Linked DNA regions of Homo sapiens: all the other regions are linked to region 2. A link is a loop called in an ENCODE intact Hi-C map of the cell type or tissue named here. Cell type or tissue: heart left ventricle. All regions are shown on one strand.

Region 1 (8,000 bases), 860 kb before region 2:
TTAATAATGATATGAATTCCACCAATAAAATAATGTGACATCAAAAAAATCCAAGGTAGTGCTTTTATAAGGTTACAATGTTTTGCCCAAGGCCTTGGATACCATTTAATTATTCAAAACAGAAACTTGATATTTCATTCACAATATAAGAACTTGACACTAAAATCAAAGATGAGGTTTACAGCTTATTTTGGATTCTCTTTAAATAAAATTCTTCCTCCTTCAAATCTTCCTCCTCAAATAATAAATTTGCAAGATATTAATTTATAGAAACAATAGTTTATCAAAATCCCTGAACTTTAAAGCATCCAATACAGTAAAAAGAAAAGGTTTTCCTTTAAATAGTGATGCTATCTCTTTCATTTCTATACTGTACAGATTTGGCATTCACAATGCACTTTCATTGGATGCCTTGGATAAAACTGGGTCCTAACTAGGAAAACCATAGTAATCCCCATTTTTAGAGAAGGGAACAATTGCTCATTATGGTAGAGTGATTTGGTGCCTAATATCAACGGCCAATGAGTTGAAGAACTAGGGTCTTTTTAAATATGTATCAAGAAAAGACCATTCATTCACTTGAATTGAAACTGGTCAATGATTGGTTCAATTCAGCTGCTTTTACGAATATCCTCCATAAAAATTTCTAAAATTTCAATGGATTCTAATGAGGGGCTTTGGGTTCATCTGCCTAAAATAGGGATGAGTACAATAACTTCAATATCCATGTCATGTCCAATTATAAAATCATGGCTCCCAATTAATGATGAAGTTTTTCACTTTGCTTTAGAGCAGGGCTTCTCAAGTTTTAATGTGCATACAGGTGCAGGAAATGGGGAGGTGTGGGTCAAATGATACAAAGCAGGAAATGTGTAGGATGAACAAGTAAAAAAATCTAATGTACAGCGTGAGGACTATAATTAACAATCATGTATCATAGTCAGAATTTTTTCTAAATGAGTAGATTATAGCTGTTCTTGCCACAGGGGGACAAAGCGGGTAACTATGTGAGATGATGGATATGTCTATTTGTTCCCTTATAGTAACCATTTTACTGTACATAGGTATCTTATAACATCATGTTGTATGCCTTGAATTTACACAATAAAATTTATTTTTTTCAACGTGCATACAGATCACTTGAGAATCTTGTTACAATGCAGATTCAGATTCAGTAGGTCTGGCACAGATCACAAAACACCGCATATTCAACAAGCTTCCAGGTGATGCTTATGGCCCATGGACCATATTTGGATTAGCAGGGCTCTCAAACTTTAGCATGTACCAGAATCACCCAGATGGCTTCCTAAAACACAGATCGATGGGTGTCGTAGCCAAAGTTTCTGATTCAGTAGGTCTGGGGCGGACTCAAGAATTTGCATCTCTAACAATCTGCAGTGAAGCTGATGCTGGTCTGGGGACCACACATTAAAAACCGCTGCTTTGAAGCCCTGCATCTTTCTTTCGCAAGAGTGTGGCTCTCCCCAGATGAAACCCATTAATTCCATCCACTCTAAAATGACAGCTTAATCACAGAAACCTGGGAAGGGCTCCAGGAGACACTTTTCCTGGGAATTATCCAGAATTTGTCCCGCAAGTGATTGACCATAGTCCGTACCAAACGATTTGACTTAATTAATCTCAAAGATATATTTCCACAAAATTAACATTAAGAGTTGTTGGTCTACTTTCCTTTAAAAAGAGAAATCCATGATTTCTACCTAGCAGCCAAGAGTTCATTCCTTCTGAATTCTTTGTAAACTGTATCAAAACACTTCTAATAAATTCAAGTTGGTAGGAACTTTTTTATATACATATATTAAAGTTTGTATATGTAACACATATAAAAGGGTCAGCAGAGCTATGTTCTTTTACCCTTTGATAGCCTGCTGAGTAACCTGCTGTTATTATGCATTAAATACAAACTTGTTACAGACAGCAGAAAGCAGCATCTTCACTCTTTTCATTCATTGATTTATTCATTCATTCAAATTTGTTTTATTTTAGCATAACATTTAGGTAGTTCTTTACTTTCAGGACTTTGCCATTAATAATAGAGCTATTTATTATGTACTAACAGGAAACTAAATATGAATTATGCATTCATTCAATATTTTTTTTTTAAAAAAACCCAACTATGTGTCAGTCACTCTGATGGCCATTATATATGTAATGCTGAGGAAAATCAGATGCTCTCATAGCCCTTACAACTTGGAGGAAGAGAGTGACATTATAAAATTTATACATCTATGTGTAAAATTGCAGCTGCTACTAATGTTCAACAAAATGATACCATGTGAATGCTGTTGACTCATGTGAGTGCTTATATGATGACACACAGCCATGCTGTGTCAAGATTCACTTGAACCCATGCTCCAGTTACCGCTGGAAGAACTTGCTGGACATTAACTGTGCAAAACACCAAAAGTACTTTACTTGGTGTTAATGAAGAAGCTCAAAAAACTGAAGTCAACAGATGAATTTATCCAGCTCATTAAAGCTGTCTCTTGCTTCTAACTCACCCTGGTAGACTCTTCAAAATTAGGAGTTTTGACATATTTCATTATGAAAAATTCTAAGCTAACATTGAAAGAGCTGTACAAGGAACACCTATATATCAGCCACCCGGATTCCATAATTAAAATTTTGATGCTTTCACTTGATCACATATAAATCCCTCTATCCATTTATCTATCCATCTTGGTTCAATAGGATGCATTTTAAAGTAGGTTGCAAACATCAGTATACTTCACTCCTAAACGTTTGGGAGTGCATACAGCAGGACAAAGTTTGTTAAAGTGATTCTGAATTTCTTAGAAATATGAGGCAGATACATTATCTAATTTCATTCAACTAATAGAAATTTAAGGTACAAATTGTGCTCATGTTTGAAGAAGCTCCTCCTTAAGGGAAAGGCTGGCTCTAACAAAGCTACTTTCTGACAATATTTGTCCTGAGTAGGGTGGATTTCTGCATGATGAAATTATGAGACTCACCCGTAATACGCTGGAAAAACTGATGGCCTTACCTCTTACCCATGTGGTGCCCATCCAAAGCAAGATGCTGTCATAAGGTAAAAAGAACTGCACTCTTTTTTTTTTTTTTTTTTTTGAGACGGAGTCTTGCTCAGTTGCCCAGGCTGGAGTGCAGAGGCGCGATCTCGGCTCACTGCAAGCTCCGCCTCCCGGGTTCACGCCATTCTCCTGGGTCAGCCTCCTGAGTAGCTGGGACTACAGGCGCCCACCACCAAGCCCGGCTAATTTTTTTTTTTTTTTGTAGTTTTAGTAGAGACGGGATTTCACCATGTTAGCCAGGATGGTCTCGATCTCCTGACCTCGGGATCCACCCGCCTCGGCCTCCCAAAGTGCTGGGATTACAGGCATGAGCCACCGCGCCCGGCCGGAACTGCACTCTTCAGATGACTCAGACAAGGAAAGCATGATCCAACACCTCTAATAGCCCAGTAATACATATGATATTTGAAAGGCCCTTCACTTACCATGTTAACCATTCAGTTAAATCCTCCAAATCCTAATTCTCTGCTGCTCAACCATCAGATCCAAACTTTCAATGCCCAGGACGGAAATCTTTTCAACCAGCACATCAAATGGCTTTTCCTCCTTCTATAGAACTTATAAAAATGATCTTTTCAGTTACCATTTTACTGGTCCATCTGTATTCTATTTTCAGTGCACTTCTGTTCATTTTGGAATTAGGAAGCGTACAAATTCTTTTTATATTTAATTTTAACATTCAAGTTAGGCATATTTTGAAGAAAAAGATATTGCAATGATTGCATTTGTCCACTAGAGGGCAGGAACTTACTTCTGTGGTTCATTCTGCACTTTTTTTTTCACTACCCACCTAAGAAAAATCTAGTCAATGCGACTGAAGTACTACCACCTTCTGAATCTTCTTTCCTTGATAATTGCTTAATTGGAATTTAAATCTTTGAATCAAATTAAGAAACTAGACATTCCTAGTTTCTGTTTCTATCACAATTTCCAGTACCAGATTTTTATTCACTCATAAAAACAAATAATGGGGGAGAAATAAAATATTGACTTCTGCTGATTCTCTTGAGTGGGATAAGGAATTTGGTTTTTGCACTTTGGCTTACAGATCCATATAGTGGAATTATTCGATCTTTCAATTATAATATCAGAAAGTTCAATTTTAGTATTGTACTCCTATAGGTGCTTTTTTTCATTTTTCAGCCATTGTTTTGCTTAACTTATTTAACTTTGTATGTACGGATGCCTTTTTAGTGCAACAGGGTAGTTCTTTGAGAATTATGTTTACATGTAGACATCTCTATCTCAGCAGCAAGTTAAGTTATTATTACGGTTCCTTAAGCTGCTGTTATCATAGAGTGGACTGCTGTAATAGAAAAATTTAGTCTTTAGCATATAGTCCATATTCAAATACTTGTTCACAGTTTCCTGTGTGACCTCTGGCAAGTTACATGACTTTTAATAAAGTTTTTAGTAAAGACTTTTAATAACACCTCCGATTATTTTGCTTTATTATGGTACTGTGCGTGTTGCCTACACTGACTGGCTGTGAAAAAGCTGTTGTATATAACAGTGTCTAACCCAGGATGATCTACAGCCACTTCTAATTGCAGTCTCCATTCGGTAAATGGAATCAATTAAAATGTGTACCTATGGGCTGGGCAGGGTGGCTCATGCCTGTAATCCAGCACTTTGGGAGACCGAGGCAGGTGGATCACTTGAGGTCAGGAGTTCGAGACCAGCCTGGCTAACATGGTGAAACCCCGTCTCTACTAAAAATACAAAAATTAGCTGGGCATGGTGGTGCATGCCTGTAATTCCAGCTACTCGGGAGGCTGAGGCAGGAGAATCGCTTGAACCCAGGAGGTGGAGGTTGCAATGAGCCAAAATTGCACTACTGCACTCCAGCCTGGGTGACAGAGTGAGACTCCATCTCAAAAAAAAAAAAAAAAGTGTCTACAGCCCTTAGCAAAAAAGTTTAAACATTAGTCACATGTATATGTTATAGAATCTTACTTAACTCAGGCATCCCAACCAGTACTGGTCTGTAGCTTATTAGGACCTGGCCCGCACAGCAGGAAGTAAGCAGCAGGTGGGCAAGCAAGCAAAGCTTCATCCCCATCACTCAAATTACTCCCTGAGCTCTGCCTCCTGTTAGATCAGTAGTGGCATTAGATTCCCATAGGACTGTGAACCCTATTGTGAACTGCACATGTGAAAAATCTAGGTTGTGGGCTCCTTATGAAAATCTAATGCATGATGACCTGTTACTGTTTCCCATCACCCCCAAATGGGACCATCTAGTTGCAAGAAAACAAGCTCAGGGCTCTCACTGATTCTACATTATGGTGAGTTGTATAATTATTTCATTATATAGTACAATGTAACAATAATAATAGAAATAAAGTGCACAATACATGTAATGCACTTGAGTCATACTGAAACCATCCCCTCAATAACCTCCTCTCCCCCTGGTCCATGAAAAAATTATCTTCCATGAAACTGGTCCTTGGTGCCAGAAAGGCTGGGGACCACTGACTTAACTTGTATATAACATCTGTCTCCAGAAAATCATGAGGTCCCTGACAAGAGTCAGACTATGCAAGGATCTCCAAATTCCTTAGCCCAGTGTTTAATGTCCTCATTACTGACCCTCTTCTCTATGCCTTTGCTTGGCCACTGGGGCGAGAAGGTAAGAAGCTCCTGGCCCACCGAGTTCCCAGCACAGTCCTGTCACTTCAGCATTACTAAGGATGCATAGCTCACTCTTGCACCATCTCAGAATTCCAGGCAAACTCTGCTCCTCCTGGCAGAGGGTACAGATTGGCAACTTCTGGGCCAAATGCAGTCTGAAGATGTGCTCTGTTTGTCTTTTCAGTGATTGGAAACTGGGAGAGTTCACTCAAAACTTTCATTTTTCCATTTTTCTCAAAACCTGGGTGGAAATAGGCTAAAAATGAACAGCAGCCACTGCCCCATTTACAGGCTGTCTCTCTCCTGCTCTGGACATGACCTCACTTTGCCCTATTGCATTAAATCTACTTCACTGGTTTCTATCATTTCCACTAACTGCCTATTACTCTACAGTGTGAATAGTATCCTTAGGGGTTGTGTCCCAAGAGTGACACAGTCCACTCTACATGGAGACATCACCAGGTGTGACCCCTGGACTAAGCATTTCTCTAAAGCCTACTTCAAAGTCCAGCACCAACCCTTGGTGCCCACTTTATCCCCGACTGCAACCATAAAGTATTTGCCTGAATGTTTACTTAACATCTATCTGCTTTTTAAAAATGTCTTTGATTTTATATAGTACGTCCCTTTTTGGAAGGTGGAGGCTTTGTCTCACATGCCCTTGATAAGCAGAGATTTATTTTTTCCTTTATTTGACTCAAATTGACAATCGAACTTGGTTTCCCAAGGGCATACAGCTACATGGAGTATCTGAAAACCTAATGCAAATCTAAAAATAAACTTGTTGGATCCAGTTTGAATGCACCTCCAGTCTAACACCTCAAGACACTAATTTTAGTTGCCAAAAAAAAAAAAAAAGCCACCATTATTACTTTCACAGAAGCTGGTTTTCCCTAACTTCCATTCTTTCCTCCATCAAAATTTTCTTTTTCTCTATCCTTTTTCAGAGGGCTAATTTTAGTGAGCTGTCACATTGGGAAGAATCTGGTTCATTCCCCACATGGTTTTAGAAACCAACTTGGATATAATGGGGAAGGTCAGATCCCCACGGAATAGGGACATCTTCCTACCTGCTTTCTAAAGCAGCTGAGTTTGGTAACCATGGGCACCCTCTTCAGCTGGGAGGCCAGCAAAGCGTTACCCCTGCTGTATTTAAGCCAAAGAACCACCCACTGTGGGTGTATAGGTCCCATGTAGTCAAATCTAGTTTTTCAAGGGAAGTAAGAAACCCATTGTTTCAGTATAAGATCACCTTAATTAAAAGATTTGACAACACTGGTTGAGCCAAAGAAAATGCATCCATGTACTCCATTGGGACCATGACTTTCCAGTTTGCAATGTCTTGCTGAACAACACATACACAATCCTTTCCCTTTGCATATAATTCTAGGGAGAATTTTTCTGATGGATGTAACTAAATAGTGTGACCATACTGGCACTTACCCATCAGAAGTAGTCATTTTTCAAAAGAAAGATTCTGCCATAGTGAGCTATACAGGCTGCCCCGGTTACTTGTTTAGTCTCCTGTCTCCCCTAACTGATGTCCAGCCACTGCTACTAAGGGCTCTTCCAGCATTGAGTAGGGTGTAGTAAACAAGCAGGGATGATTTGTTGAATTAAAATAAGTTCTGCCATCACTTAATGCAGTTTTGGAAGATGGTTTAAAGATGATTTGGGAAACAGATTAAAAGCCACTGGTGACAATCAGTGTCACTATTTTCACTCTTATCTTACTTTTTATAAGAAAGTTATTATAGGTCAATTTTTCATCTGTAATCACATGCCAAAATGTCACAATGTTAGGCTCCAAAAGACTTCTGGAAAAATATATTTCCTAATGTATTTTTAAAATGTGCTACAAAGTAGAACATTGGGATAGCCTCATTGTCAGTAAAACCTGCCAGGGACTTGGAAGGCAATTCTGATAAAGAGTTACAGAGAATTTAGCATATTGAAAAGCAACATTAAAAGAGTATGTAGGCAATTATTTTATAAGGATCAGCATTTATTCAACAAACATTTTTAAACTGTTTACTGTGTATAAGGTATGTGGAATTAGCTGCTGGAGGGTGTCGAATGAAGATTTTACGTTTCAATGCATTTATTATTATTATTCATTGGTAGTATTCCACAAGCTTAAAGGTTTTATTTGTTTTATGTCAACATAAATAACAAACAGATGCTCTCTAAAAGAAAATGGTATTATTTAAGAATAGGGCATACTAAATTATGTGCTTAGTCAGGGAGGGAAGGAAGACAAAGGTTTGTAAAGGATAAATGAGGAGGGTTACA
Region 2 (8,000 bases):
GAGTCCACCAAAGCTGCAGGTAAACTCAGGTGTGTTCAGGGGATATGAAGCAGGGCATCTTCATGACTGCTGTAGCCAGCTTTGCACATGGATAGATGTAGGTTTGAATATCTGCTCTGTCACCTAACTATAAGGTCTTATGCGAACTATGGAAACCTCTCTGTAAATATCAGATTCCTTCCCTAAAAAACAGACATAATGATATATTGCTAGATTGGAGGAAGGATTAAGTGAGACATGGTATGTGTTAACACCTGGCACAGTGTCAGGTATACAGTGGACAACTACTATTGCTTCCCCACTGGGTTAAAAGTGAAGAGAATTGCCAGGCAAGGTGACTCATGCCTTTAATCCCAACACTTTGTGAGGCCAAGGCAGGCGGATCACTCGAGACCAGGAGTTAGAGACCAGCCTGGTCAACATGGTAAGACCCCGTCTCTACTAAAAGTACAAAAAATCAGCCGGGTGTGGTGGCATGCAGCTGTAATACCAGCTACTGGGGAGGCTGAGGTGGGAGAATGGCTTGAACCTTGGAGGTGGAGGTTGCAGTGAGCCGAGATGGCGCTACTGCACTCCAGCCTGGGTGACAGAGCGAGACTCCATCTCAAAAAAAAGTGAAGAGAATTTAGACAGACTAGATGGTCAAAAGTGTAAGCACCAGTGTTACTCACTTTACTTAAATTTCTGGATGCTTAGTAGGTTGATATGATTTGGATCTGTGTCCCTGCCCAAATTTCATGTCAAATAGTAATCTCCAATGTTGGCGGTAGGGCCCGGTGGGAGGTGACTGGATCATGGGGGGTGAACTTCTCATGAATGATTTAGTGCCATCCCCTTGGTACTATTCTCATGATAATGAGTGAGTTCTCACAAGATCTCAGTCTTCAAAAGTGTGTGGCACCTCCTGCCGCCCTCTCTTCCTCCTGCTCTAGCCATGTGATGTATCTGCTCCACCTCTGCCTTCCCCGATGATTGTAAGTTTTCTGAGGCCTCCCCAGACACCAAGTAGATGCCAGCATCATGCTTCCTGTGCAGCCTGCAGAGGAGGTGAGCCAATTACTCTTTTCTTTATAAATTACCCAGTCTTAGTTAATTTTTTGTAGCAGTGTGAGAATGGACTAATACACAGGTGCTTGTCAAGTGAAGGAAGGAGTAAAAGACCCCACATGTGGACCGTAGCCCAGGAGGGGCAATAACTACAATTATATACAGTGGCATGAATAAGGCTGAATCTCATAATCATAATGTTGAGTGAAAGAAATCAGGCACAATCATACAGGTACTAAAGAATTCCATGAAAATTAAGTTCAAAAACCAGCAAAATGTATAGTTGGCAACGGTGACCCATGGAGGTGATTGAGAATGGAAGCAGACACAAGGTGAGAATCTGCTGGGGTGGGTCTATAACATCGTGATTCTTGATCTGATGTGTTTCCTTTGTGAAAATGTGTTGGGCTGTACACTTCATAACTTGTGCACTTAAAGAATACATTAAATGTCAATTAAAACTTAAAAACATAGGGGTGAGAGAGTATAGGCCTTGGTTTTCAAGCATTGTAGGACCTGCCTCCCCATGAAATGAGAAACAGAGACACCAAGAGATAATTTCCTTCTGTGTGCATCTAGAACAAAGAGACTTAAGAAAGCCAATCAATTTTAGAAAATTAACTAAAATTTGATATAAAAGATCTTTTGCTGATTTATGTTTTAAAAATGAAAGTCTATATTTCATATTCTCTACTAACTTCCTCCTCCCATACCTTCTAATTACAGAGGGGAAAAGAGTAACGTTGGAGTTGAAAAGCCTGGCAGACACCATGTTCGACTGAGTGATCAGAGTGAGCGCCGCCAGCCATGAAACACACTGAATCTGGAACAATGGTGCAGCCCACTATGGCTTCTCTGATAGTCCTGCCAAAGGTGCATCACCTGAACCTGACTATGAGAAAGTGTCAGCCAAAGGAAAATGGAGGGACATTCTGTAAAACAACTGGCCTGTGCTCTTCAGAAGTGCCAAGGCCAATATAAAGAAAGGCTGAGGAACTGTTCTGGAATCAATAAGACTAAAAAGAGATATGACAAAATATGCAACATGTGACTTTCAATTGGATCTTCATTATTAGGGCAACTGGAGAACCTTCTTGGGACCTGATAAATAAGTGGCAGTAAGGTCTCAGTGTTAATGTCTTAATGTTGATGGTGGCATGTGGCTGTGTAGAAAACGCAGGCATGGCGGCTCACACCTGTAATCCCAGCACTTTGGGAGGCCAAGGTGGGAGGATCACTTGGGCCCAGGAATTAAAGACCAGACTAGGGAGACCCTGTATCTACAAAAAATATTTTAAAAAATTAGCCAGGCATGGTAGGTAGCATGTGCCTGCAGTCCCAGCTACTCCGGAGGCTAAGGTGGGAGGATTACTTGAGCGTGGGAGGTTGAGGCTACAGTGAGATATGATCTTCATGCCACTGCCCTCCAGCCTGGGCAATGCAACAAGACTCTGTCTAAAAAAAAAGAAAAGAAAAAAGAAAAGGAGAAAAAGAAAATGATGCTTCTTTTTGGTACTATTAGTCGATTTAGACTGCTTTAACAGAATGTCACAGACTGAGTGGCTTTTAAACAATAGAAATCTATTTCTCACAGTTCTGGAGGCTGGGAATTCCAAGATCAAGGTGCTAGCAGGAACAGTGTCTGGTGAGGGCACACTTCCTGGTTCACAGACAGCCATCTTCTCACTATAACCTCACACAAGGGAGCTGTATGGGGTCTCTTTGACAGGGACTCTAATACCATTCATAAGGGCTCTGCCCTTATTGACCTAATCAATCACCTGCCAAAGGCCCCACCTCCAAATATCACCACACTGAGGGTAAGGATTTCAACATACAAATTTTGGAGGGATACAAGTATTCATTCTATAGCAGGTAGGTAACACACTATGGTATTTGGAATGACAGAATGTCAGGTTGGCAACTTAATAGATTCAGGACATAAAGTTCTTTATATGGTACTTGTAACTTTTCTGTAAATTTGAGATTATTTGAAATAATGAAAAGTTAGGAAGTTTCTATGAATGCCTTAGCCAAGAGGACTCCAGCGCTTGGAGGACAGCCAGTCAGTCCAAAACTTGAGGTGGAAGCATTCCTTCCTGGTGTGGATTTGAACTGGCAAGTAATCCTCCATTGTCTCTAGGTAAGACATGGTGTTCAGACATCCATGATCTCAAGTGATGTCTTTTAATTTGACTTTCAATCTTGTTTTCAAAATCAGAGGAAAAATATTTTAAATATCAAATATCTTCTCTGCATGAGCAGACAGGGTATTTTTAAGAGAAAAATGTGTGTGCAATGTGCACATATTCTGAAATTAAAAGCAAGTTAATAGGGGGATTCTAAAATGAATTAATTTATAGGAAGCTGCTGAAACACTATTTGAATCATTTAGATTAAATGTGCTTTACTAGACAGATCCACTTCTACTGTGTTCTATTATCAGCAGTAGATTGGCCCTGACAGCCCTAATAAATTAAACTGTCCAGCTGCTGCTCCTTCATCTATCTGATGCAGCTGGTGATGGCAACAAGAATAAAAGAAGAGAAAAGGAAAACCTTAGAAATGAAGGATCTTCAACATGATGAAGAATAAAGCAACGTATCTGCAGATTTCGTGAATTAGTGATGCCTCTTCACCAAGTTGTACTTATTGTCGGGAACATATGAATTCAACCCCCTGGTGGAAGGGCTCAGGATGAGAGAACCGCTTCTCTTTGCAGTCAGACACCTGGGCTTTGTGTAACAAGGCATTGGCAACCACATGATGCTGGGTGGGAAGGGGAAAGCACTTTACACAGCCTCTCTAGTAATGAAGACAGACTTGCCTTTGCCTCCCCAGGCCCAGTTCAGTGGCTGTAATTTGCAAGCTGATGAGTTGGCTTTCAGGTAGAGTCACAGCCAAGAGAATGAGTCAAATGAAGACATCACCTGCAGTTGCAACCCCGTTTGTCCTGCCCTAAGCAACTGAGCTAGTGCCACCACTTTCCAGATTGATGAAAATCAAAGTATCACAGTTTAACCTCGCATAGGTGCCCACATATCCAGGTCGAGGGCAAAACATAAGTGTGAAAACACTGACAATTTCCAGGCAAAGACACTCAAGGGGACAGAGCAGGCCGAGATGCAAACTCTTCCTTTCCTTCTGCAAGGCCTGCGTTTATGGTGGGGGTCACATGGAGCAAATGAGTCCACCAAAGGCACAGTCCTGGAGTTCTGCTGCCAACCCTCAGCCACCAGTGGTCAAAGCCATCAGAGGCAGGAACATGAGGGTGTTTTTGCATTTGGGCACTGGCCATACTATCCTGGAAGATTTTACACCAGCAACACAAAACATTAAAAATGACTATAAATTTTGACAAATTTTCAATTTTAGGAATTTGGAAACTTTGGCCTGTATATTAGTCGGTGGAACTTTAGCATAGACATTATGTCTTCCTGTTTAAAATTCAAATGGATCCTCAAAAATGGTTCCAAATGGAGTGGAAAGAAATCCAGACAGGACAGATGGATATGTAACACTCTAAATCCATTCTATGGAAGGTCTGTAATCAGCCTGTGACGGTAGAAGTAAGTGCCAAATGGTACTTTTCCTTTGAGGTAACCAAGTGTAGTAGCTTTTGTTTTGTTTTGTTTTAAATAAGACACAGCCTTTGTTTTCTAAGAACAACACACAAAGGAATTAAAAACGACTCAAGCCTGCCCCCTGGTGTGAAGATAGATAAAAGCAACCGCAAGGTCTTAAAGTCATCTTCCTGAAAGTATCTTGGTGAGAGCTGAAATCACACCGCCATACGCAAAGCCGAATGTATATAATTGGCTAATAAACTTCACAGTTATTTTTATATTGAATGTCTTCAGAATTGGTATAGCCACTATGGAAGGCATCAAAGAAATGGAAGAATTAGCTTGCATCCTCCAGATAATCATTACTAAACACTTCCCTTGCATGCTGCCCCTAGGTAGAGCTTGAATGTGGCCTTGCACAGTAAGCCTGTACTGGCAGCTATCTCTGTTGTGTTTCTCTGGAATTCTAAAACAAAACTGCTGGGCATGGGGTTTTGATGTGGTTCCATCCCATGACTGTAGACCGATTCTGCATGGTGCAGTGTGCTTGCAGCATTATTACTTAAGATCATATATATTAATATATTTAGCCAAATAGCAAACAAGGGATGTACCTGATGCTTGAATTAACAAATAGGCAAATATAAGATGTCGGCATGTGCAAAAGATCCTAAGGCATTTCCTTTTTGGTCTTTGTAGCAGACTCTGTTGACAGGCTACATAGATGCGCTTGGATTTCTTTAACTGTTCTGGCGTGTCCCTCCCTCGGCATCTGTGTGCTTTGTTTCTAATGGTCTGTGCCCGTAATTTATTGCTGTCATTTGAATGTATGTGTCCCTCCACATTTCACAGGTTGGGAGTGAAATCCCAGTGTGAGGTGGGGCTGTCAGGAGGTGGCTATGTCATGAATGAGATTAGTGCCCTTATAAAAGGTTAAGGGAGCTAGGTGGGCCCATTTCCCCTCCATCTCTTCTGCCACGAGAGGACATGGCCTTTGCCCCTTTTGGCCTTTTTGTCCTTCAGTGCTCATTCAAATGGACATCTCGGAAGCAGACTGTGCCCTCACCAGACGCAAAACCTGCTAGCACCTTGATCCTAGACTTCCAGCCTCCAGAACTGCGAGAAATAAATTTTTATTGTTGGTAAATTTTCCATTCCCTGTATTTTGTTACAGCAGCAGGAAAGGACCAAGATATTCATCTCCAATGGACTGTTCTTGGCCTATTGGAATCCCTTTGCCTGCATAGGCAGAGAAGTGGTAATGCCGGGGAGTAATATGCCACTCTGGAATAGGAATTATTTTAAGTGGAGGCAATTGAGAAAAAGTGGATTCAGAATGAACTCTCTACTCTCCTCCTATCTGCCCAAAAACAGAACATAAAGTCCTGTTGTGAAGGTGTCCCTGCCCCCACCCAAACTGCCATTCCAGGAAGGGGATAACGGCCTTATTATCAGAGAAGAGATGGTACTGAGAGAGTCTACACAAACACACCTTACTCACTAACCCTATCTTTTATATGTTTCCCCATGTGTTTACCTTCCCACAATTTGCCACCCCAATCATCAAAAGCTCTTTTCTTGTCACTTCTCTACAAAATTATCCATCTTTGTTAAGATGCCATATAAGCCCCAAGGTCTAGTCACCCCTTTGAGTTACTCACCACGGAGTTCTCCCGTGTATATGCAAGCTGCACGTGCTAATAAACTTCAGCCTGTCTGTTTGTTTTTATTGTTGTTCTTCACCTATCTTTCATAACTCTAATTTGCAGGGCCTCAGCTGAAGAACCCAGAAGACAGTGGAAAAAGTTTTTCCCTCCCTATATGGGAGTGTGAGAGCCCAACTCTGCCTCAAGAGAGAAGAAAGTCTAAGGAGTTACTTGTGCTCCAGAGCTCCCTGGGAATCAGACAGAGGTGGGAATTTACTTGAGACTGTCCATTACTCACTTTTGTCCCTTTCCTGCCTATTTCCTTCATGCAATTACTAGTTTTTCTTGGGAACACTTCCTCCATAAATTCTTTGTGCAGGAACTACCACTGTGATGTCTCTTCTAGGGAGCCGTCCTGAAAAACTCTGTTCTCCTCTTTGCAGGCAAAACAATGTCATTCTGCCACCCCCATGCCCCTGAGGCACAGGGTGTCTGGCCCCCCATGGAAAATGCTGCAGGGATATGTACTGATTAGACACTGAAACAGAGCAGACAGCAGACCCCCAAATCTAATGCTCTCAATGAGGCCCGTCCTCTGGGGCCGCCCTGCCCTCAGCTCCTACACGCGGCTCCAGTTCTCACTGGGCCCTGTCTGTTGTTCCTCCTGGCACACTTAGCGCATTTCCTCTTAATGTCGTCTCCGTCTGGAGAACATATTTCTCAGTGTATTTGGCCGTTCTCACACTGCTATAAAGAAACACCTGAGACTGGGTAATTTATAAAGAAAAGAGGCTTAATTGGTTCAAGGTTCTGCAGGCTGTACAGGAAGCATAAGTCTGGCATCTGCTCAGCTTCTGGGGAGACCTCAGGAAACTTACAATCACAGCAGAAGGCAAAGGAGAAACAGCCATGTCACATGGCCAGAGCAGGAGCAAGAGAGAGAGTGGGGAGGGGCCGCACATTTGTAAACAACCAGATCTTGCAAGAACTCACTCATTATCATGAGGACAGTACCAAGACGGTTGGTGCTAAACCGTTCGTGAGAACTCCACCCCCCCGATCCAATCACCTCCCACCAGGCCCAGGCTCCAACATGAGTGATTACAATGCAACATGAGATTTGAGCAGGTTACAAAGATCCAAACCATATCACCCAGCTACCCCCAGAGGCGCTCCCTCAACCCATTCTCATCTTTGCTGAAATGTTACTTTACCTTCTTGGACCACCCCATTACCCTGTCACTTTTTCCCCTTTTCTCTAGTTTCCTCATGACATTTATCACCACGTGATGTTTATTAGTTTTTACTGTATCTCCCCCCCCATTAGACTATACAATCTATTAAAAATAGACTTTATTTTACCTATTATTCAATCCCTATTACCTAGAACAGACATGATGAAAAATTGTCTACAAAAGTCCAAAGAGCTAATATTTTAGGTTTTGTGGGCCATCAAGTCTCTGTGGCAACTACTTAACTACTCTGCCACAGCACAGAAGTGGCAATAGAAAATGTAGAAATGAATGAGTGTGGTTGTATTCCAATAAAACTTTATTGACAAAAACAGATGGGATGTCCATTTTCCAGTGACACGTAGGAAGCTTGGAGGTTGCCATGCCATCCTAACAATAATTTAAAAACTAAACAAACAGAAAATTTCAAGAATCTTCTTAGTTCTGTCAGAGAAGTAAGGCCACAGGGCAAACTGCTCCTCCAAATTTGGAGAGGCAGACAGGAGGAT
Region 3 (8,000 bases), 140 kb before region 2:
TAAAACAGACTTTAAACCAACAAAGATCAAAAGAGACAAAGAAGGCCATTACATAATGGTAAAGGGATCAATTCAACAAGAAGAGTTAACTATCCTAAATATATATGCACCCAATACAGGAGCATGCAGATTCATAAAGCAAGTCCTTAGAGACCTACAAAGAGACTTAGACTCCCACATAATAATAATGGGAGACTTTAACACCCCACTGTCAATATTAGACAGATCAATGAGACAGAAGGTTAATAAGATATCCAGGACTTGAACTCGGCTCTTCACCAAGCAGACCTAATAGACATCTACAGGACTCTCCACCCCAAATCAACAGAATATACATTCTTCTCAGCACCACATCACACTTATTCTAAAATTGACAACATAATTGGAAGTAAAGCACTCCTCAGCAAATGTAAAGGAACAGAAATCACAACAAACTATCTCTCAGGCCACAGTGCAATCAAATTAGAACTCAGGATTAAGAAACTCACTCAAAACTGCAAAACTACATGGAAACAGAACAACCTGCTCCTGAATGACTACTGGGTAAATAATGGAATGAAGGCAGAAATAAAGATGTTCTTTGAAACCAATGAGAACAAAGACACAACATACCAGAATCTCTGGGACACATTTAAAGCAGTGTGTAGAGGGAAATTTATAGCACTAAATGCCCACAAGAGAAAGCAGGAAAGATATAAAATTGACACCCTAACGTCACAATTAAAAGAACTAGAGACGCAAGAGCAAACAAATTCCAAAGCTAGCAGAAGGCAAGAAATAACTAAGATCAGAGCAGAACTGAAAGAGATAGCGACACAAAAAACCCTTCAAAAAAATCAATGAATCCGGGAGCTGGTTTTTTGAAAAGATCAACAAAATTGATAGACTGCTAGCAAGACTAATAAAGAAGAAAAGAGAGAAGAATAAAAAAGATGCAATAAAAAAATGATAAAAGAGATATCACCACCGATCCCACAGAAATACAAACTACCATCAGAGAATACTATAAACACCTCTATGCAAATAAACTAGAAAATCTAGAAGAAATGGATAAATTCCTGGACACATACACCCTCCCGAGACTAAACCTGGAAGAAGTTGAATCTCTGAATAGACCAATAACAGGCTCTAAAGTTGAGGCAATAATTAATAGCCTACCAATCAAAAAAAGTCCAGGACCAGACAGATTCACAGCCGAATTCTACCAGAGATACAAAGAGGAGCTGATACCATTCCTTCTGAAACTATTCCAATCAACAGAAAAAGAGGGAATCCTCCCTAACTCATTCTATGAGGCCAGCATCATCCTGATACCAAAGCCTGGCAGAGGCACAACAAAAAAAGAGAATTTTAGACCAATATCCCTGATGAACATCCATGCAAAAATCCTCAATAAGATAAATACTGGCAAACCAAATCCAGCAGCACATCAGAAAGCTTAACCACCATGATCATGTCGGCTTCATCCCTGGGATGCAAGTCTGGTTCAACATATGCAAATCAATAAATGTAATCCATCACGTAAACAGAACCAATAACAAAAACCACATGATTATCTCAATAGATGCAGAAAAGGCCAACAAAATTCAACAGGCCTTCATGCTAAAAACTCTCAATAAACTAGATATTGATGGAATGTATCTCAAATTAATAAGAGCTATTTATGACAAACCCACAGCCAATGTCATACTGAATGGGCAAAAACTGGAAGCATTCCCTCTGAAAACTGGCACAAGACAAGGATGCCCTCTGTCACCACTCCTATTCAACATAGTGTTGGAAGTTCTGGCCAGGGCAATCAGGCAAGAGAAAGAAATAAAGGGTATTCATTTAGGAAAAGAGGAAGTCAAATTGTCCCTGTTTGCACATCACATGATAGTATATTTAGAAAACCCCTTCATCTCAGCCCCAAATCTCCTCAAGCTGATAAGCAACTTCAGCAAAGTCTCAGGATACAAAATCAATGTGCAAAAATCACAAGCGTTCCTATACACCAATGACAGACAACCAGAGAGCCAAATCATGAGTGAGCTTCCATTTGCATTTGCTACAAAGAGAATAAAATACCTAGGAATCCAACTTACAAGAGATGTGAGGGACCTCTTCAAGGAGAGCTACAAACCACTGCTCAATGAAATAAAAGAGGACAGAAATGAATGGAAGAACATTCCATGCTCATGGATAGGAAGAATCAGTATCGTGAAAATGCCCATACTGCCCAAGGTAATTTATAGATTCAATGCCATCCCCATCAAGCTACCAATGACTTTCTTCACAGAATTGGAAAAAACTATTTTAAAGTTCATATGGAACCAAAAAAGAGCCCTCATTGCCAAGACAATCCTAAGCAAAAAGAACAAAGCTGGAGGCATCATGCTACCCAACTTTAAACTATACTACAAGGCTACAGTAACCAAACCAGCATGGTACTAGTACGAAAACAGAGATATAGACCAATGGAACAGAACAGAGCCCTTAGAAATAACACCACACATCTACAACCATCTGATCTTTGACAAACCTGACAAAAACAAAAAATGGGGAGAGGATTCCCTATTTAATAAATGGTGCTGGGAAAACTGTCTAACCATATGTAGAAAGCTGAAACTGGATCCCTTCCTTACACCTTATACAAAAATTAATTCAAGATGGATTAAAGACTTAAATGTCAGACCTAAAACCATAAAAGCCCTAGAAGAAAACCTAGGCAATACCATTCAGGACATAGGCATGGGCAAGGACTTCATGACTAAAACAAAAAGCAATGGCCACCAAAGCCAAAACAGACAAATGGGATCTAATTAAACTAAAGAGCTTCTGCATGGCAAAAGAAACTACCATTAGAGTGAACAGGCAACTCACAGAATGGGAGAAAATTTTTGCAGTCTACCCATCTGACAAAGGGCTAATATCCAGAATCTACAAAGAACTCAAACAAATTTACAAGAAAAAAACAACCCCATCAAAAAGTAGGCAAAGGATATGAACAGACACTTCTCAAAAGGAGACATTTATGCAGCCAACAGACACATGAAAAAATGCTCATCATCACTGGTCATCAGAGAAATGCAAATCAAAACCACAAGAGTTGCCATCTCACGCCAGTTAGAATGGCGATCATTAAAAAGTCAGGAAACAACAGATGCTGGAGAGGACGTGGAGAAATAGGAACGCTTTTACACTGTTGGTGGGAGTGTAAATTTGTTCAACGATTGTGGAAGACAGTGTGGCGATTCCTCAAGGATCTAGAACTAGAAATCCCATTTGACCCAGCAATCCCATTACTGGGTATATACCCAGAGAATTATAAACCATGCTACTATAAAGACACATGCACACATGTGTTTATTGTGGCACTATTGACAATAGCAAAGACTTGGAACCAACCCAAATGTCCATCAGTGATAGACTGGATTAAAAAAATGTGGCACATATACAACATGGAATACTATGCAGCCATAAAAAAGGATGAGTTCATGTCCTTTGCAGAGACATGGATGAAGCTGGAAACCATCATTCTCAGCAAACTATCACAAGGACAGAAAACCAAACACCGTATGTTCTTACTCATAGGTGGGAATTGAACAGTGAGAACACTTGGACACAGGGTAGGGAACGTCACACACCGGGCCTTTTGGAGGGTGGGGGACTGGGGGAGGGATAGCATTAGGAGAAATGTCTAATGTAAATGACGAGTTGATGGGTGCAGCAAACCAACATGGCACATGTATACCTATGTATCAATCCTGCACGTTGTGCACATGCACCCTAGAACTTAAAGTATAATAAAAAATAAATAAATAAATAAAATAAATCCATGGCAGAAGCACTTTTCAAAGCAACAGCAGTATTTTAGCTTTTTCTCAAACCCCTGGTGGTTGTGTTTCTTCCTCATGATCACAACTATTATTCTTGGTTAAAAATCTTTGCTTTCTTGACATTTGTCAGCAACGTTTGGTCATTGGTGTTTGTTGAATGAATGAATACAGAAAGGTCAATTTCCTAACAAGTTATGGTAAAATCTGAGAGTGATCTTCTTGTGTCCAGAGTTTCTATACATGTTCCTGCTGGAGTGGCTCTAGGGTAGCTGAGTGAGCAACTCTCCAGTTCAGTATTGCCCATCTCTTTGGATGCAGAGCAAATAGCAGTGCCTAGGTAACCTGACTGCTTGTATGCTGGTTTCCAGGCAGTGCTTTCAATAGATCTCCATAGGTTATAGAAAAAAATTTTTGTAATAATATACTATGTAGCATTTTAAGTTTTATTCCTTTAATGCATGTGTGTCATGCATACACATGCATTCCCACATGCAGTGGTTGGTCACCTGCAAACCTACTTTTTTGCTATTCCCTGTGCTTACTTGAAACCATTTAGTCCCTTTCATTCCTGTGGCTGATAGAAACAGGAAGGCCGTTTGTGATGGTTAGAACATTTTCTCTCTCTCTTCCAGCCCATCTGATCCCAAATAATATGAAGCAAAACTGAGATCTTTATATTTATGGGCAAAAATACTGTCTCCTCATCACAGGCCATCACTGTCACTTCACCACTAGGTGGCCACTGCCCCTCAAGGATCAGCATCCACATAGCTTGGGGTCCCGTCCCTCCTTTTTCCAAAATACAGAAGTCGATGAGCTCAATAATAGAAAGAAAAAAAAAGAAGAGTGAGAGGAGTGAGCCTAGTCATATTGCTATAAACAGAAGTATTTTTGTTTTTTTCCATGCTTAAATTATGTCTATATATATAAAATGTAAACTTTACTGTTGTAACCATTAAGTGCATGACATTAAGTACATTCACTTTGTTGTGTACCCGTCACTGCCACCCACCTCTAGAACTTTCTCATTTTCCCCAGGTGAATCTCTCTACCCATTAAACACAAACTCTCCATCCCCCCTCCCTGTTTGTTTTCTTGTTTTTAATACATAGGGAAAGCAAGGAAATGCGAGCACACCAGGCTAAGATTTCTATGGAAAATAGCAAAGCCATCAGCCAAGATAAATCTATCAAGAATAAAGCAGAACGGGAAAGGTAAGTCTGAGAGTGTTCACTGCAGGAATATGGCATTGACTTGAGGACACAGTCTCAACTTTCTTTATGTGTGTACACACACACACAACTGAGACAGCAAAACACTTGTGGCTTTTGACTAGGAATTCTGCTATTATAACTGCAATGGAGATTTGTTATTATCACTGTAGAACAATCGTCCACATTTTCTGGTTGCTTACTACCACCAGTAAAATTAGTTTACATTCAATATATATGTGCTGCTTTACAAACAAAGTTGCATAAAATATGACATAATAATATAATTCTTTTTTTTATTTTATTCATTTTTTTTTTTGCTTGTTTGTTTTGAGATGGAGTCTTGCTTTATTACCCATGCTAGAGTGCAGTGGCACAATCTCAGCTCACTGCAACCTCTGCCTGGGTTTGAGCGATTCTCCTGCCTGAGCCTCCCTAGTAGCTGGGATTACAGGCATGCACCACCACACCTGGCTAATTTTTGTATTTTTAGGAGAGATGGGGTTTCACCATGTTGGCCACACTGGTCTTGAACTCCTGACCTCAAGTGATCTGCCCGCCTCAGCCTCCCAAAGTGCTGGGATTATAGGCGTGAGCCACTGCGCCCAGCCTATAATCAATATAATTCTGAAGCATCCTTCCCAGGTTCCACTGGGTCATTCTGCAAGCCTCTCCCCTGCTCAGGTGTCAGTCCGTTCTGGATGGGCCAGTTCTGAATAGCAGCAACAGTCAGGAGGGCGGTCTTCTTCAGTAGTCCTTCACATGGGATCATCTTGAAAGCCCCCATCCCATTTGTCTCATTTGTCCTTATGTTAGGTGAGTTTTCTGGAAGCAGATCAAGGCAGGAATTGATGTGCTTGTGATTCACTGAGGAAGGGACCTTCAGAGAAAGGGAGTGAGAAAGCAGGAAGGCCCAGGGCAGGCCCTAAGCAAGGATGTGGTCTCACCTAGGGTCCCAGTAACCTCAAATAAAAAATTCCACCACAGATTTGTCCCTCTTTGAAGCAAGAGTACCTGGCTTTTGTGTTTCCATATTAGGCAGTCATTGGCCGCCTGAGACTGGGGGGAAGGTTTGTGTGTCCTCTATAGAAGGTGCCAAGTGCAAGCCCTTTAGACACAGCTGGTGAAGGGGATCTGAGGAGCTGTCAATAGTCATGTTACCCAAGGGATAGGCACTTAATTCCCAGCGATCACCAGTGCTGCCCATCATCCACCTCAAGGAACATCTGAGAATACAAATGCTATCAGCTCCATAACCAAGAGCCTGGATTACGCCACCAGCAGTTAGGGACAGTGGGGTTCCTTCTTTTGGGGGAATAATACCTAGCAAGAAGGTGGCCTTTTGGCCAAAGTCCAACAGAGAAAAGCTGTTTTATGAGCCAGGTGCAGTGGCTCACACCTGTAATCCCAGCACTTTGGGAGGCCGAGGTGGGCAGATTACCTGAGGTCAGGAGTTTGGGACCAGCTTGACCAACATGGTGAAACCTCACCTCTACTAAAAATACAAAAAAATTAGCTGGGTGTGGTGGTACCTGCCTGTAATCCCAGCTACTCAGGAGGCTGAGGCAGGAGAATTGCTTGAACCCCAGGGGCGGAGGTTGCAGTGAGCCGAGATCCTGCCATTGCACTCCAGCCTGGCCAACAGAGCAAAACTCCATCTCAAAAAAAAAAAGAAAAGAAAAAATGTCATTCTCTGGATGTTATTCTCAGATAAGCAACTTTGTTTAAGGGCCTTATATACATGGAAATGACACCTTCTTCAGTTTGAAAACACCAAATATTCCAGCCATGATAAAACCTCATGAATTTGAACTGTTTTAGACTATCCAAAGTGAAATATAGAATTAACCATGACAAATGTGCCAATTAATAGCTTTTTACCATCTTTTTCAAATATGTTACAAAGTAGACTTTAGCTCGGTTGAGGTCAAATTATCTTCAATTTGGAGTTACTGCTAACTTAATTAGCAAGGGTCTTAAAAATTTATCTTATTTTGAAAACTGTACTTATTTGTTGTAACTTTCTATTTTTATTTGTGCAACTGTATGGGGGTACGTGAGAAAACTTTACATGTATACAATGCCCAGTGATCAAGTCAGGGCATTTAGGTTGTCCATCACCCAAGTACTATACATTTGTGGCTAAGTATAGTCACCCTACTCTGCTATCTCTTATAAGTTTGTATCCAGTGGTATGTGGTTCCAAAATATCTACAAATTGGCTGTTTTTTAAAAAATAATTTTTCTATACCAAATGATAGTTATATTCTAAACCCATACTGTGTGTATGTTTGTATCCACTTTATCAAACTGAGGAGAAATAAAATTTAAAAATTTGTCATAGCACTAAGAAAGATACATAGAAACTGAAAATCATACTTACATTTTTAGATCAAAGAAGACATTTTAACAGAAATTACCCAATATTTATAACTGAATGACAATGTAAACACTATTTATCAATGTGTAGAGGGTAGTTAAAGTGATATTTGGAGGGAAAAATATAGCCTAGATGCATATATTTTTTAAAAGATGTGAAAATTAATGAGCTAACCACTCAAAGAGAATATGAAGTTGGAAAAACAGAGTGAACCCAAAGATCTCTGATGGAAAGAAATAAATTTAAAAAGCAAAAAATACTGAAATAGAAAACAAAATGCAATAGAGAACATTCAGAAAAACAAAAGCTTATTTGAAAAGAATAATAAATCAGTTAACTTTCACCAAGACTAAAGAAGAGAGAGAAAGCACGAATTAGTGATGTTAGGAATGAAAAGGGGAATTAACTACAGAGAAAAACGCTTTGAAAAACTAAGTCTACTATTAAAAAAAACTACCAATAAATTTGAAACGTTAGATGGAGTGGAGAATTGCTTTGAAAAATATAAATATCCAAAACTGACTGAAAATGGAGAAAACCTGAACAGACTGGCAATTATTACAGAAGTTCAAGAAGTTATAGGTCTTTTCA

What was found. A loop is a pair of places that touch in the nucleus more often than their neighbours do. Peaks named below come from ENCODE experiments on the same cell type or tissue, not always from the same donor. Only the 100,000 strongest peaks of a DNase experiment are listed, where the experiment ranks them.
Region 1: it touches region 2 in a loop (8-fold over the local background); 20 of 110 quality-filtered maps call a loop at or near these places.
Region 3: it touches region 2 in a loop (4-fold over the local background); 23 of 110 quality-filtered maps call a loop at or near these places.

Annotation. Positions count from the first base shown.
Region 1 is chr20:8,747,843-8,755,842 of GRCh38, forward strand. All of the region lies in intron 23 of PLCB1 (phospholipase C beta 1), which reads left to right. Among named protein-coding and RNA genes, the nearest start is that of RNU105B, 79 kb to the right of the region's middle. In heart left ventricle, CTCF peaks have their summits at 3,810 (motif pointing right) and 4,013; no DNase peak of the experiment used is centred here.
Region 2 is chr20:9,605,324-9,613,323 of GRCh38, forward strand. The region is part of intron 3 of PAK5 (p21 (RAC1) activated kinase 5); the gene reads right to left. LOC105372523 (a long non-coding RNA gene) reads left to right here. Exons shown (of 3, transcript XR_937250.3): 3 at 1,774-1,851. Among named protein-coding and RNA genes, the nearest start is that of LAMP5-AS1, 94 kb to the left of the region's middle. In heart left ventricle, a CTCF peak has its summit at 4,765 (motif pointing left); no DNase peak of the experiment used is centred here.
Region 3 is chr20:9,463,641-9,471,640 of GRCh38, forward strand. PLCB4 (phospholipase C beta 4) reads left to right here. Exons shown (of 40, transcript NM_001377142.1): 36 at 4,931-5,032. Among named protein-coding and RNA genes, the nearest start is that of LAMP5, 47 kb to the right of the region's middle. In heart left ventricle, a CTCF peak has its summit at 4,566 (motif pointing right); no DNase peak of the experiment used is centred here.